Linked DNA regions of Homo sapiens: region 2 is linked to region 1. Evidence: chromatin contacts called from ENCODE Hi-C or POLR2A ChIA-PET data. All regions are on one chromosome and are shown on one strand. The core of a region is the stretch at or near the end of the contact, and the rest is flanking DNA. Distances in the headings are between cores, read along the strand shown.

Region 1 (6,995 bases), core at 2,968-5,467:
CCATTCGTCTAATCTTTTTTCAAGGTTTTTAGCTTCTTCGTGATGGGTTCGAACATCCTCCTTTAGCTCACAGAAGTTTGTTATTACCAATCGTCTGAAGCCTTCTTCTCTCAACTCGTCAAAGTCATTCTCCGTCCAGCTTTGTTCCATTGCTGGTGAGGATCTGTGTTTCTTTGGAGGAGAAGAGGTGCTCTGATTTTTAGAATCTTCAGCTTTTCTGTTCTGGTTTCTCCCCATCTTTGTGGTTTCATCTACCTTTGGTCTTTGATGATGGTGATGTACAGATGGGGTTTTGGTGTGGATGTCCTTTCTGTTTGTTAGTTTTCCTTCTAACAGTCAGGACCCTCAGCTTCAGGTCTGCTGGAGTTTGCTGGAGGTCCACTCCAGACCCTGTTTGCCTGGGTATCACCAGCGGAGGCTGCAGAACAGCAAATATTGCAGAATGGCAAATGTTGCTGCCTGATCCTTCCTCTGGAAGCTTCGTCTCAGAGGGGATGGGTTGTCAGTCGGCCCCTACTGGGAGGTGCCCCCCCAGTTAGGCTACTTGGGGGTCAAGGACCCTCTTGAGGAGGCAGTCTGTCCGTTCTCAGATCTCAGACTCCGTGCTGGGAGAACCAGTACTCTCTTCAAAGCTGTCAGACAGGGACGTTTAAGTCTGCAGAAGTTTCTGCTGCATTTTGTTCAGCTACGCCCTGCCCCCAGAGGTGGAGTCTACAGAGGCAGGCAGGCCTCCTTGAGTTGCAGTGGGCTCCACACAGTTCAAGCTTCCTGGCGGCTTTGTTTACCTACCCAAGCCTCAGCAATGGTGGACGCCCTTCCCCTAGCCTCACTGCTGCCTTGCAATTCGATTTCAGGCTGCTGTGCTAGCAGTGAGCGAGGCTCTGTGGGCATGGGACCCTCCGAGCCAGGCGCAGGATATAATCTCCTGGTGTGCCGTTTGCTAAGACCATTGGAAAAGTGCAGTATTAGGATGGGAGTGTCCTGATTTTCCAGGTACTGTCTGTCATGGCTTCCTTTGGCTAAGAAAGGGAATTCCCTGACCCCGTGCGCTTCCCGGGTGAGGCGATGCCCCGTCCTGCTTTGTCTCATGCTCCGTGGGCTACACCCACTGTCTGACAAGCCCTAGTGGGATGAACCCGCTACCTCAGTTGGAAATGCAGAAATCACCTGTCTTCTGCATGGCTCACACTGGGAGCTGTAGACTGGAGCTGTTCTTGGAACCTCCTCCTCATCATCTTGCTTATTTTCTTATAATTTGCTTATCTCACCTACAAATAAATTACAGAGGGAAAAATGCAACTAATTGAGCACTCCATTTTTGGTAGCTAGTAGCTGATGGTATTTTAATAAACTGAGAAGCTAATGAGGTGAATTTTCATGCATGGCTTGTAGTAGCAGGTGCAGTTCTGTGGTGTAGAGGCAATATGACATAGTAGGCAGTTGCTTGGATTTGGTTTGACTCCTGGTCCTGCTTTATGGATGCTGCAGATTCCTTACTTTGGAAAAGAGGAATGAAGAATGCCTAGCCCTAATGTGAAAATTCAAAATACTCCAAACTCCAAAACTTTTTGAGTGCGGATGTGATGCAGCAAGTCAAAAATTCCACACCTGACCTCCTGTGATGGGTTGTAGTTGAAACTTTTAAAATTATTTAAAATATCGTATAAAACTACCTTCATGCTATGTATGTAAGGTGTATATGGAACATAAATGAATTTCATGTCTAGACTTGGGTCCCATCCCCAAGATTATATATATGAAAATATTTCAAAATCTGAAAAAATTTGAAATCCAAAAGATTTATGGTCACGAACATTTTGGATAAGGAATACTCAACCTATACCTCACCTGACTCATGGAATTGTGATAATCAAGTGAGATAATACTTATTAAAGCACTTAGTATAATATGATATACAGACATGGTATTGGTATTATATGTGATAGTTCTCTGGCCCAAACATGTCCTTAATGTCTTTTTCAGATATTCACACACCCTTCCCCTCTACCACCCCTGCCCCCCTTGGCAATTGTCCAAATAATGAAAACAAGAGCTTTGTGAGACTTATTCTTTTCAAACTTTATGGCGTCATTTATTAAACTAACTTCCTTTTCATTGCAAGATGGAAAACATTTTTACTTCTTTTGGATGATTATGCCTTGTGGCTTGAAAGGAAAATTCATTCAACAAAGCAGCTACTATGTTTATATGTCAGGCAGTGATGACTGAGGCAAAGTCATTGCACTGTGGCTCTTACAGTCTAGAGAAAATAAAAACATTTTATAAAAGCCATGTATAATGATATAACTGTTTATGTAAGATTGTGAAACAATGTAAGAAGTTGAAAGAGAGAGTTTGACCCTTTAAGACAGGAAATCGTTTTGGCCACCGCCTCTTGTTCTAACTGAAGAAGGAATCAACAAACACTGCTCAGCAGTGAGCGATGATGAAGAAACTGGCAGATGGTTTCCTGGGACTGGGTATCTCTGTACTAAAAGACTGATGAGGATTTTAAAAGATGCTTATTTTGCTGAATTAAGATTAAACCTTAAAATAGGAAAGGAGAATAAAGTACGGTTTGAGACTTCTGTCAGGTTTCTCTCCTAAAAACAGATTGACTAGTGCTGTGAGAAGCACTTCTAAAGAAAATCAATATATGCTCAGCAAGGAGCAAGTAAGTTGTTTTTTGTTTGTTTGTTTTTAACTAATGGACTTTTAAAAGTAATTTTAGGTTCACAGCAAAATTGAGTAGAAAGTACAGAGAGTTCCTACTTACTGCTTTTCTCCACACATTGACAGTCAGGCACCAGTGTGGTAGAATAATAAGCTTTTAATAGAATGTTTATCTTTGTGTTTTTCCTGATCTCTTCTATCAAAACATTAGCCTTTTTTTTTTTTGTACATGACTTAAAATCCTTTTTTTAAATTTGGAATTAGAGTTTATAAGTGAGTATTTTGACATCCATATTTTCTGACAAAATGACTTTCACTTTCCCAAGTTCCCAGGCTATTTTTGCTTTCTCCATCCCACCCCTACCCCTTGTTAGAATGTTAGTATGTATACAGATTGGTTTTTTTTAATATTAACATTAAATCAGGGACATTCTTCAGTGCCACTGAATTTTTTTTTCAACATAATTTTGATAGCATGGTTTTACTTCATGGAAAAAATGGAAGATTGCAAATTGTTAAATTTTCAGTTAAATATAACCGGCCCTTGAAATTCAGCTCCTTGCATTTTATTAGGAACTTGATTTTTATTTTCCTTTTTGCACCATCACTATAGTAATGGGATTAAAGTTAAAACCAGCAAATTTAAGCAGATATTTCTATTTAAGCAGATATTTCTATTTAAGCAGCTGTGATTAGAAAAGCAGATTGAATTCACTGAAGAAATGAAGTATCTCCAGATTTTATTTTACTGTCTCCTTCCCCATATATCTGTTAATATAATCTTTTTAGATTCGAGGATTTCAACAAGTTACTTCATGTTTTCTCAAAGATTTATTTTGGGTCTATAATTACTTGCCTCGAGATCTTCCATTTTAAGTTAATTACTATAAAATATTTTTTACTGTTACTAAATACCTCAACTCTCAGTGTTAACCTTTTTTTTCTACCTTTTTGTTGGGTTTCAAATCATTGATATTTTCAGATTTCATAGTCTATAAGGTATGGCTTTTTAAAGCTGTGTAGTCCCATATTTTAACGTAAGATGGCAGCATTGAGATAAATGTGTAGTGACACCAAGTGATTTTAGTTATTTGGTCAATTAGCCCATTGTAACAGGGGAAACTTGCTGCTTTAAAGTTCTTAGAAATGTACGCCAATTCTAGGTGTTTTTGCCAACTTTTTGAAGTCACAGTTCCATGGAGTTTAGCCAGGGGTATCAGGAATCTTTTCAGTGCTAGGAATCTCTGTAGTGTTGAAAGATACTGGCTAAATATTTTTTTTTTTTTTTTTTTTTTTTTTTGGAGACAGAGTCTCGCTCTATCCCCCAGGCTGGAGTGCAGTGACATCGTCTCGGCTCACTGCAACCTCTACCTCCCAGGTTCAAGTGATTCTCATGCCTCAGCCTCCCAAGTAGCTGGGATTACAGGCACCTGCCACCATGCCCAGCTAATTTTTATATTTTTAGTAGAGAGACAGGGTTTCGCCATGTTGGCCAGGCTGGTCTTGAACTCCTAACCTCAGGTGGTCTGCCTGCCTTGGCCTCCCACAGTGCTGGGATTACAGGATTACAGGGGTGAGCCACAGTGCCCGGCCACATACTGGCTAAATATTAATAAGTAAAAGTTTATATAACTAGCCTGGCTGTACTCTGAATTCATATTCAAATGTCCAGCTGCCTTTTGAATAGACACTTTTTGACTATCACTAGATTGTAGGTCTACTAAGTAGTTATTCATTATTTCTGCACAATTATTTTACCTTTGTACATTTTTTTTTAAAACTATTCTTGTTGAATTGTATCCAGTTTTGTAAGAATCACTCTTAAATCTGTTGTCATATCTATTCTTGTCATAGTTGGAGAGTATACCTACTCTGTGCTGACCCCAACAGTAGAACCGGAAGGCAAATCTTGTTTCAGTTACTATTTTAAAAAAAGAAACCTCACACACACAAAACCCCACAACTTTTTAATAACTGTTAAATAAGTAGAATAGGCTGTTTTGTGAAGTAGTAAGTGTCCTATTTTAGAAATATGCTAGTTGAATCTGGATAACTGTGTCAGAGATTCTATGGAAGAAATGCTTCTACCACCTAAGAGGTTAGGAAATTATTTCATGGCTCCATAACTAAAGGCTCAGTTCATTTCAATTCAGCAAGCAGTTTTTGAGCACATACAATGTGTGGTCACAATGCTAGGCATTGGGAATACATAAACATGGATAAGAAGTTATACCCGCTACATCCAAGGGGCTCTCAGTCTAGTAAGGAAGATGTCTTAAGAAAGTAATTTAGTCAAAAGCGAAAGGATGCTTGGGAAAGTAAGTCATCTCTGCAGTTCATGGTAGTTGGAAATGGCTTCTGTGTGGATGTAAGATGTAAGGTGAGCCTTAATCATTGACACTGTAGTGTAATGGAATTTGCATTGGCATAGGATTATTAAAACTCAAATCCTTGTTCAGCGTTTCCTAACCAAAATTTTGTCATCTTTAAAATTCAGGTAATACTCATGTTTCAAGGTGTTGAGAAGGTTGAGTGGAGTTCTGTGTTCATGTATGTCTGTGTACCACACAAATACATGTAAAGACACATTTATCTTTTACTACTATGCTTTACACAATTAAGTATTTTATTAATTGTTATTAATACCATCATGACAATCATTCCAGGCAAAATTTGGCTAGAGAAGAATAAGGAAGACATCAAGGAAGAAGAGTATTGAGCAAAGGCCTATGTGGGAATGAAAATGTAAAATGCCCAAGTTAATTTGATGGTTTGAGTTAGACAGTGTTGGGAAATAAGCTGTTAGGGTGTTATCTATGCCAGAGAAAAACAGTATACTTTACCTGTCATCTAGATGCTGATTTAAAAATTTTCCTGGCCTGGCGTGGTGGCTCAGACCTGTAATCCCAGCACTTTGGGAGGCCAAGGCAGGAGGATCGCTTGAGCCCAGGAGTTTGAGACCAGCGTGGGCAACAGGGGTAATCCCTACCTCTACAAAAGAAAAAAAAAATTAGCCAGGCGTGGTGGCATGTGCCTGTAGTCCCAGCTACTCACGAGGCTGAGGTGGGAGGATCACCTGAGCCAGGGAGCTCGAGTCTAGGGTGAGCCGTGATCATGCCACTGTACTCCAGCTTGGGCAACAGAGCAAGACCCTGTCTCTAAATAAATAAATAAATAAATTAAGATTGTTCCTATTTCTGCTTTAGTTATTTGTGTTAATTTTAAATAAGTTCCATGTATTCTGAGGTTTACACTTAAACATCTCTCTCCTTAATTAGAACATAGACAAGTAAAGTCTATTGTTATTTTTCAAGAATATTTGGACAAATCTATTGAAATAAATATACAGCGTTTTCCAGGTTATCTTTGATAACCCACTATGTTCAGGTTATTTGGCTGGCAACAGAGGGTATATACAAAGATGAATGCATTGAAATTGTCTCCAAACTCAAAGTTTAGAGAACACTTATAATAGCACTAAAACAGATAAAAACAAAATTACTGAGAGAGAATTAATTTGAACTCTTTGGGGTTTGGTAAAGGCTTTATGAGGAGTCTTTGAAGTAGGCTACCAAAGACTTTTCTTTCACTAATCTCAGCATATCAGCTCTTAGTAATTGTTTTGATGTGTTTTTTAATAACTCGATTGAGGTATAATTCATGTAAACTGTACATATTTAAAGTGTACAATTTGGTCAGTTTTTACATATATATATACGCCCATGAAACCATCACCATAATCAAGATAAAATATCCATCACATCCAAGTTTCTTTGTGACCCTTTCTAATTCACTTTCTACCCCCATTTTCAGGTAACACTGATACACTTTCTGTCACTATACATTAAGTTGTATTTTCTAGGATTTTATATAATGGAATCATAGTGAATTTTTTTTTGTTGGGCTTCTTTCACTCAACATAGTGATTGTAAGATTCATCTGTGTTGCTGATGAATCTAATAGTTCATTCCTTTTTAAGACCAAGTAGTATTCTGTTACATAGATCCACCACCATTTGTTCACCTTTTGATGAACATTTGGTTATTCACAGTTTTAAGGCTATTGCAAATAATGCTTCTGAATATTTGTGATCTTTGTATGTTATGATTTGATTTCTTGGGAACCTACCTAATTAGATGGAATGGTTGAGTCTTAAGTAGGTGTATTTTTCACTTTTTTTTTTTTGAGACAGAGTCTTACTCTGTTGGCCAGGCTAGAGTGCAGCGGCACGATCTTGGCTCACTTCAGCCTCTGTCTCGTGGGCTCAAGCAGTTCTCCTGGCTCAGCCTCCCAAGAAGCTGGGATTACAGGCATGTGCCACC
Region 2 (6,995 bases), core at 1,519-4,018, 570 kb after region 1:
AGACTTTTTTCATTATTTTAATCATAGAGCGTATTCCATTAGGTATATCATGGACCTGAGAATGTGCATCTACTTTTTTAATAATTATTCCTTTAATGGTTTATGTAGGAGGGGATAATATAGGTCCCTCTTAGAAATGGAGAATGAGTGGCTCTCAGGGACAGTTAATAATGATGTGACATTATTTGCTAAATCATGTCCCTATTGGTGATTGTTAACAGTTTTATGCAATTGTAGATTATCCTGTGTAGCAGCTAAGAAGTGCTTATAGCTACTAGAAATAGAGGCTCACCTATAGTATCTTAAACACATTAAAAAAAAAAAGCCAAATGTACTCTGTTCAGGGCTGGTCTGGTGTTGCAAGAAGGCATCAGCGGCCTAGCCTTCATTCGTTTTTCAAAAAGGGAGGTTTGCCATGCTTTTTGCATTGCTTTCAAGTTTAAAGTCACAATATGGTGCTGCTTGCACGATAGCCATAATGTCTGAATTTTAGGCAAGAAATGGGAAAAAGAGGGGAGGCAAAAGATTCCCTTTTCAACCTCCACCCACACTCTTTTCCCTTTAAAAGAACCTCCCCAAAAGTTTCATGTCAAATAGGTTCATTAGCTGTGGCATTGGGTAAGTTACAAAAACTCTTTGAGACTCAGTTTCTTAATTTCTATACAGAGAGTAATAATGTCTACCTCACTGGGTGTATGTGAAAGAACACTGCTAATCCAAAAAACGCTGTGCAATTTCAAGAGTTAAAATAACACTTGTAGTCCAATGCAGGCTGCAATAACTGAAATATTTCATATGCCTGTGTTCTTGCTGCAGAAGAACACATTGCAGTCATTTAAGATCACCCCCTTTCCCCACCCTAGAGTGCATTTAGGAAGGAGAGAAAGCAGAACTAGACCATGTTTGGTTAATGTCAAAGGGAAGTTTGAAAGCTACGAGATTCCAGGCAGTGGTAGAAGTAATGAAACCCCAAAGTCTCTCTGTGTTTCTTGCTGCCCTTGCTGTCTTGGAGGGGAATGTTACGCAGTGGAAATGGGACACTCCTAAGTTCAGAGGGAAACAGTCTTGACACAGGTGGTTCCCCAAGAACCTACAGGCCTCCAAGCCAATGGGCAAACTCCCCCATGGGTGGAGTGGCCCTTGTCTCAGTATCAAAAAATTGTAATCTCTCTGAGGGTAGGGACCCTATCTCTATTCACCTCTTTATCCAATGCCTGACACCTAGAAATCCTCAGTAAAAATCTATTTATTAATTCTGCCCCACCTATAAGACCGGCTCTGAACACTGAGAGTCAGCCTTGCGAGTGACCTACTTAAGTCCTCCTGACCCTCAGCCCCCATTGCTGACTGCAGCTAAGAAGAAATACCTTGGGTTGGTGCATATTTTGGAATAAAAATAGTTATAATGATAGTTATAGCTTAACCTATTGAGCGTTTACTGTGTGTAGGCACTTAGTACTTTACATATTGTAACTCACTGAATCCTTCCTTCTACCTTACAATAATAGTAGGTATAATGCTCATTCCGCAGAAGAGGAAACATGCTCAGATAGGGCAAGTAATTTGTCTAAGGTCACAAAGCTAAGAAAATGAGAAACCAGCTCAAAATTATTAAATCTGAACATAGATTTTCTTGGGAAATTACTGTTAAATTTCTCAAATAGATTGTAAGTGACCTTTAGAGACCTTCATTTCACTTACTTCATTTATTTATACATGACCCACCTAAGGCAAAGCATTTAGTTTCTTTAAGCGCAAGTTTCGTCATCTGAAGAATGGACAAATAATAATACCACCTCCCCCACCCCACCCCAGAGTTTCTGTGAGGATTAAATGAGATAATGCATATGCAGTGCCTGGCCCATAGTAGATGTTCAGTATATTTTTTACCATCATTTGTTAATTTGACAAGTAGTCAAATTAGTGATGCACATCAGAATCATCAGTGGAAACTTTTCAAATATTGAGGTCTGGGTCCCAAAGTGGGGTATTTTGAAAAGTTCCCCAAGTGATTCTGATTCACATTCCCTTATGAGAATCACTGCTGAATGTGACCAATATTCATTAAGGAAGCATTTTGCTCAAGGCATTTTGCTGTGTGCTAAGAGAGGTGTCAGATGCACAATAATGGCAAAAGTCACATAAAAATAAGTAAATTACTATGAGAGATGAGTGAGTCCTCCTGCAGCAATCAGGAAAGTCCTCATAGAGGCAATCACAGTGGGCTGGGCTTGAAGGCACAGCAGGGTTAGCTTGCCAAGAATGGTGGCAGGGCAGTGAGTGAAGGTAAGTGGCATGATGGTGCAAATAATGTCACTGGTGCCACTACTGGCTGGGACATGGAGTCTGGGGAGAGTCGGGAGATGAAGCCAGGTGGTTGGCTGCAGTCAGAGAATGGAAGCTCTTGGACTTCTGACCAGTTGGGTTTGCACTGCATTTAGAGGACCACGACAAGCCATTAAGATTTTCTGAGCCAGAGAGGGAAATGCTCAGAACTATCCTTTCACCTGTTAAGTCTGGCACTCAAATAAATTAGAAAGTATAGAACCCAAAGGCAAGAAATGAGCAAGGCCAGAGACATCTGTTGCATCAGCCCAGGCCTCAGAATAGGAGCTTGGACTAGGCAGGGTACTGACAGGTGGTTAGGCTAAAGGAACAACTATATAAACCTGGAGACTGAATTAGCTGTTGGGGGAGGGGTGGTGAGAGGAAGAAGAAGTGAAGATGACTTTGAGATTTGAGCCTGCGTGATGGGAAGAACAGCACTGTGACCAGAAAAAGGGAAGTGGGGGTATGAGCTGGGTGGGGGGAGGGAAGATGATGAGCTGAATGTGTTGAGCTGGAGATGCCTGGGCACAAGGTACACATATCTAGGAGTTAGGTGGCACTGTGGAGCTTAAAGGAGAGATCAGGGCTACACACAAACAAATAAATAGAACACAAAGTGAGTCAGCTGCACTGAGGGGTGTCGCTTCAGCCTTGGCAATGGTAGAACTCTGTGGGAAGGAGAGTAGAGCAGGGATTCTTAACCAAAGATCTGTGGATAGGATTTTTGTTTGAGGGTGTCTGTGAACTTTTTAACATTTTAAGCAGAATATTACTATGTATATTAAAAAGCCCACAATCTCATTGGATAAGTTACTCTAAACAAGGTTAAAACCTACTAATATATATATAGGAGAGGTGGGCTGAGATGCTTCTCATGGAATTTTCACATCGTAGGTAGGAACAAAATATTCCAGCCAATCTCTGCAGTCTTGACTGTCATACCTCAGACTGTGGTGGCTGTTTTATTATTATTTTTTTTAATCAGGGCCAGACTGTTTGGTCAAGATTGTCTTAAAAATGTTTCTTCTTTCCAAGATATTCAATGGGGAAAGAATAATCTTTCCACAAGTGTGGTGAGATAAGTGGATATCCACATGCAAAAGTATCCATCTGGACCCTCTGACTCTCACTAAATACAAAAGTTAACATAAAATTGGTCAAAGACCTAACTGTAATAGCTAAAACTATAAAACTCTTAGAAGGCAACATCCTCAAAGACATAATTTTTGTGACCTTAGTTTGGCCAATGATTTCTTAGATATGGCACCTGAAGCCCAAGCAACCAAAGAATAAACTGAACGTCATCAAAAATTCAACTTTTGTGTTTCAGGGACACTATCAAGAAAGCAAACAGACAACCCATAGAATGGTAGAAAATATTTATAAATTATATGTCTGATAAGAATCTAGAATATGTAAAGAACTTTTACAATTCAACAATAAAAAAATACAGTTAAAAATAGGCAAAGGATTTGAATAAACATGTATCCAAACAAAATATAAAACAGGCCAATAAGCACATGAAAATATGCTCAACATCATTAGCCATCAGAAAAATACAAATGAAAACCACAATGAGATACTACTTCACATTCACTAGAATGGCAATTGTCATCATGATCATCATCATCATCAGATAATATCATGTGTTGGCAAGGATGTAGAGAAACTGAAATCCTCTTACATTGCAGGTAGAGAGGTAAAAATGGTACAGCTACTTTAGAAAAACAATTTGGCAGTTTTTCAAAAAGTTAAATATAGAGTTACCTATGACCCAGAAATTTTGTTTTTAGGTATATAACCAAGATAATTGAAAACACATGTTTACACAAATAATTATATGCAAATATTTATAGCAGCATCATTCATAATAACCAGAAATAGAAACAACCTAAATGTCCACTAATTGATGAATGAATAAATAAAATGTGGCATATCAACACATATGGAATATTATTTAGCCATAAAGAGGAATGAAGTACTGATACATGCTACAACATGGGTGAGCCTTGAAAATATCATGCTAAGTGAAAAAAGCCAGACATAAATGGCAACATATTATATAATCCCATTTAAATTAAATATCTAGAATAGGTAAATCCATAGAGACAAAAAGTAGATTAGTGGTTGTCAGGAGCTGGGGGAGGAGAGGAGTTGGGAACAATAGCTAATGGGTACAGAGCTTCTTTTTGGGGTGATGAAAATATTCTGGAATTAGATAATGGTGATGGCTGCTCAAACTTGTGAATATACTAAAAACTACAGGTGGATTTTATGGTATGTGAAATTATACATCAATAAAAAATTTCTTCTGTCTTCTCAGTTTTTGGTTGTCCTTATTTGGGATGAAAATAATGTCCATTATCCAAGAAGAAGGAAGAGCATGAACAGTTACAGAGGAGGAAAAGTAAAGACAGTTGTTAGGGAATGGTAGATTTGGATGGAACATAGGTGTATGTATGGGAGAATCAGGAGAGGAAGCTGAAAAGGTTAAGTTAGGACCAGAATAGTAAGTAAGTTGGTCAGTCACTGGGTGAGTCACAAATATTTGAGGACTTACTCAGTGTCAGCCACTGTTCTGGATATGTGAACAAAAAGACCTGGTCCCCACCAACACAGGGTTGAGCAGTCTAGCTCTGGTGACATTAAACAAATACTTAAGAAATCATGAGGGTGTGAAGGGTGGGAAGTTGAGAGTGCCATAGGAACATGTTATGGGGGAGGCTACTTGGTGTGAGGGAATCCTGGAATGTTTTCCAAAGGAGCAGTTAGAGGTGAGAAGGGTCTAACTTGCTAGTGGATTTTAACCAAATAAGTAGGCAACTGGGAGCCCTTTAAAGGGGTCATGGCTGGTGAGATACATAATCAGAGCAGTGCCATAGGAAGATTTAGCCCGTCATGGTTCTTAAACTCACCATACAAGCCTTTTTGGGGTGGCAGTCTTGCTGAAACACCATGTACTGCCAGCAAAGCAGGGGAAAGACGAACCTTCCTCCAAAAGTGAAGGTTTGTGTGCTGTGTTTAGAGGACCTCTCTGGTATGCTTGCTCATCTTTCCAGAAGTTACTGGAGAAACGACACCAGTGACCTTTCATGAGAAGATGATGGACTAGCACAGCAGCCCTCTCTTCCTACTCATCATGGAAAGCAACTAACCAAGGGACTTTCTTGGTTTATTTATTTACTTTTTGGTCAGGCAGATAGAAAAGTCATCATATAGCTTCAAGTTTCAGGGTTACTTCTTCACCTTTAATTTGCCCCAATGGGAATTGTCAAAAAGAAGTAAATCATGACATATATATCCTTTAAGTGTGTGTGTGTGTACCTGTGTCAGGGAGAGTTGGAGAACAGAGCATTGAAAACAATATTGTTAAATACACACACTGTATATCATATATTAAATATTTGTTACATATATTTAACAGTATCATTCTCTCCTTCCCCACCATATATATATTCATTCATTTATCATTGCCCTTTCTTATAGAAAGGTCTCTAAGTTCTAGTCACAACAAGACTGAAAAAAGACGCAGAGGCTGAAAAAAGCAGAACTGCAGCCTTGAACCTCATGCTTTACTGACTGGCCATAGTGTTACCCTTGATGTAAAGACTAAGTTTTAGTTTTGATGTCCAAAGGTGAAGGGAGTGTTTGTCCTTCTGACCCGGAGCACAGCTTCCTAAAATTGTTCTCTTGACTCTTGGAGGAGGATCCACTGGAGTTCACTACTGGCCACTTCCACAGCAAGATATTTAAAAAAAAATTTTTTTATTTCCATAGGTTATTGGGGAACAAGTGCTGTTTGGTTACATGAGTAAGTTCTTTAGTGGTGATTTATGAGATTTTGGTGCATCCATCACCCGAGCAGTATACACTGCACACAATTTATAGTCTTTTATCCCTCACCCCCTTCCCACCCTTTCCCACGAGAGTCCCCAAAGTCCATTGTGTCATTCTCACGCCTTTGCATCTTCATAGCTTAGCTCCCACTTATGAGTGAGAACATAACGATGTTTGGTCTTCCATTCCTGAGTGACTTCACTTAGAATAATAGTCTCCAATCTCATCCAGGTCCTGCGAATGCCGTTAATTCATTCTTTTTTATGGATGAGTAGTATTCCATCATACTACTCACACCACAGTTTCTTTATCCACTCATGGATTGAAGGGCATTTGGATTTGTTTCATGTTTTTGCAATTGTGAATTGTGTTGCCATAAACATGCGTGTGCAAGTGTCTTTTTTGTATAATGACGTCTTTTCCACTGGGTAGATACCCAGTAGTGGGATTGCTAGATCAAATGGTAGTTCTACTTTCAGTTTTTTAAGGCATCTCCACACTGTTTTCTATAGTCATTGTACTAGTTTACCTTCCCACCAGCAGTGTAGGTGTGTTCCCTGTTCACCACATCCATGCCAACATCTATTATTTTTCTATTTTTTGATTATGGCCATTCTTATAGGAGAAAGGAGCCAAAGACTTTTAATTCTTGTCCCACGATCAGTGGTTCTCAAACATGGGGATAAGAATCCACCTGGGGAGCTTATCAAAATGCAATCCTGGCTGGGTGTGGTGGCTCACAACTGTAATCAAAGCACTTTGGGAGTCCGGGGCGGGTTGATCTCTTGAGCTCAGGAGTTCGAGACCAGTCTGGTCAACATGGTGAAACC

The links. Hi-C counts contacts between places; a loop is a spot of excess contacts on that map. ChIA-PET counts read pairs that join two places held with the same protein, here RNA polymerase II (POLR2A). Pooled maps may share reads with other maps.
Region 2: a loop to region 1 is called in a map of endothelial cell of umbilical vein, with 4 times the contacts of the local background. The contact joins two enhancer-like sites. A Hi-C loop is called at or near these places in 1 of 168 maps with a recorded cell type or tissue (endothelial cell of umbilical vein), 7 of 37 single-sample maps with no recorded cell type and 8 of 50 pooled maps. POLR2A ChIA-PET finds 5 or more read pairs at or near these places in 1 of 52 experiments (RWPE1).

What each region holds. Positions count from the first base shown.
Region 1 is chr10:87,530,097-87,537,091 of GRCh38, forward strand. All of the region lies in intron 4 of MINPP1 (multiple inositol-polyphosphate phosphatase 1), which reads left to right. Among named protein-coding and RNA genes, the nearest start is that of MINPP1, 29 kb to the left of the region's middle. Within about 2 kb of position 4,218, at least 2 of the 41 ENCODE cell types and tissues checked have a DNase peak (open chromatin) inside an H3K27ac peak, as active enhancers do.
Region 2 is chr10:88,105,628-88,112,622 of GRCh38, forward strand. No RefSeq gene overlaps it. Among named protein-coding and RNA genes, the nearest start is that of PTEN, 250 kb to the left of the region's middle. Within about 2 kb of position 2,769, at least 5 of the 41 ENCODE cell types and tissues checked have a DNase peak (open chromatin) inside an H3K27ac peak, as active enhancers do.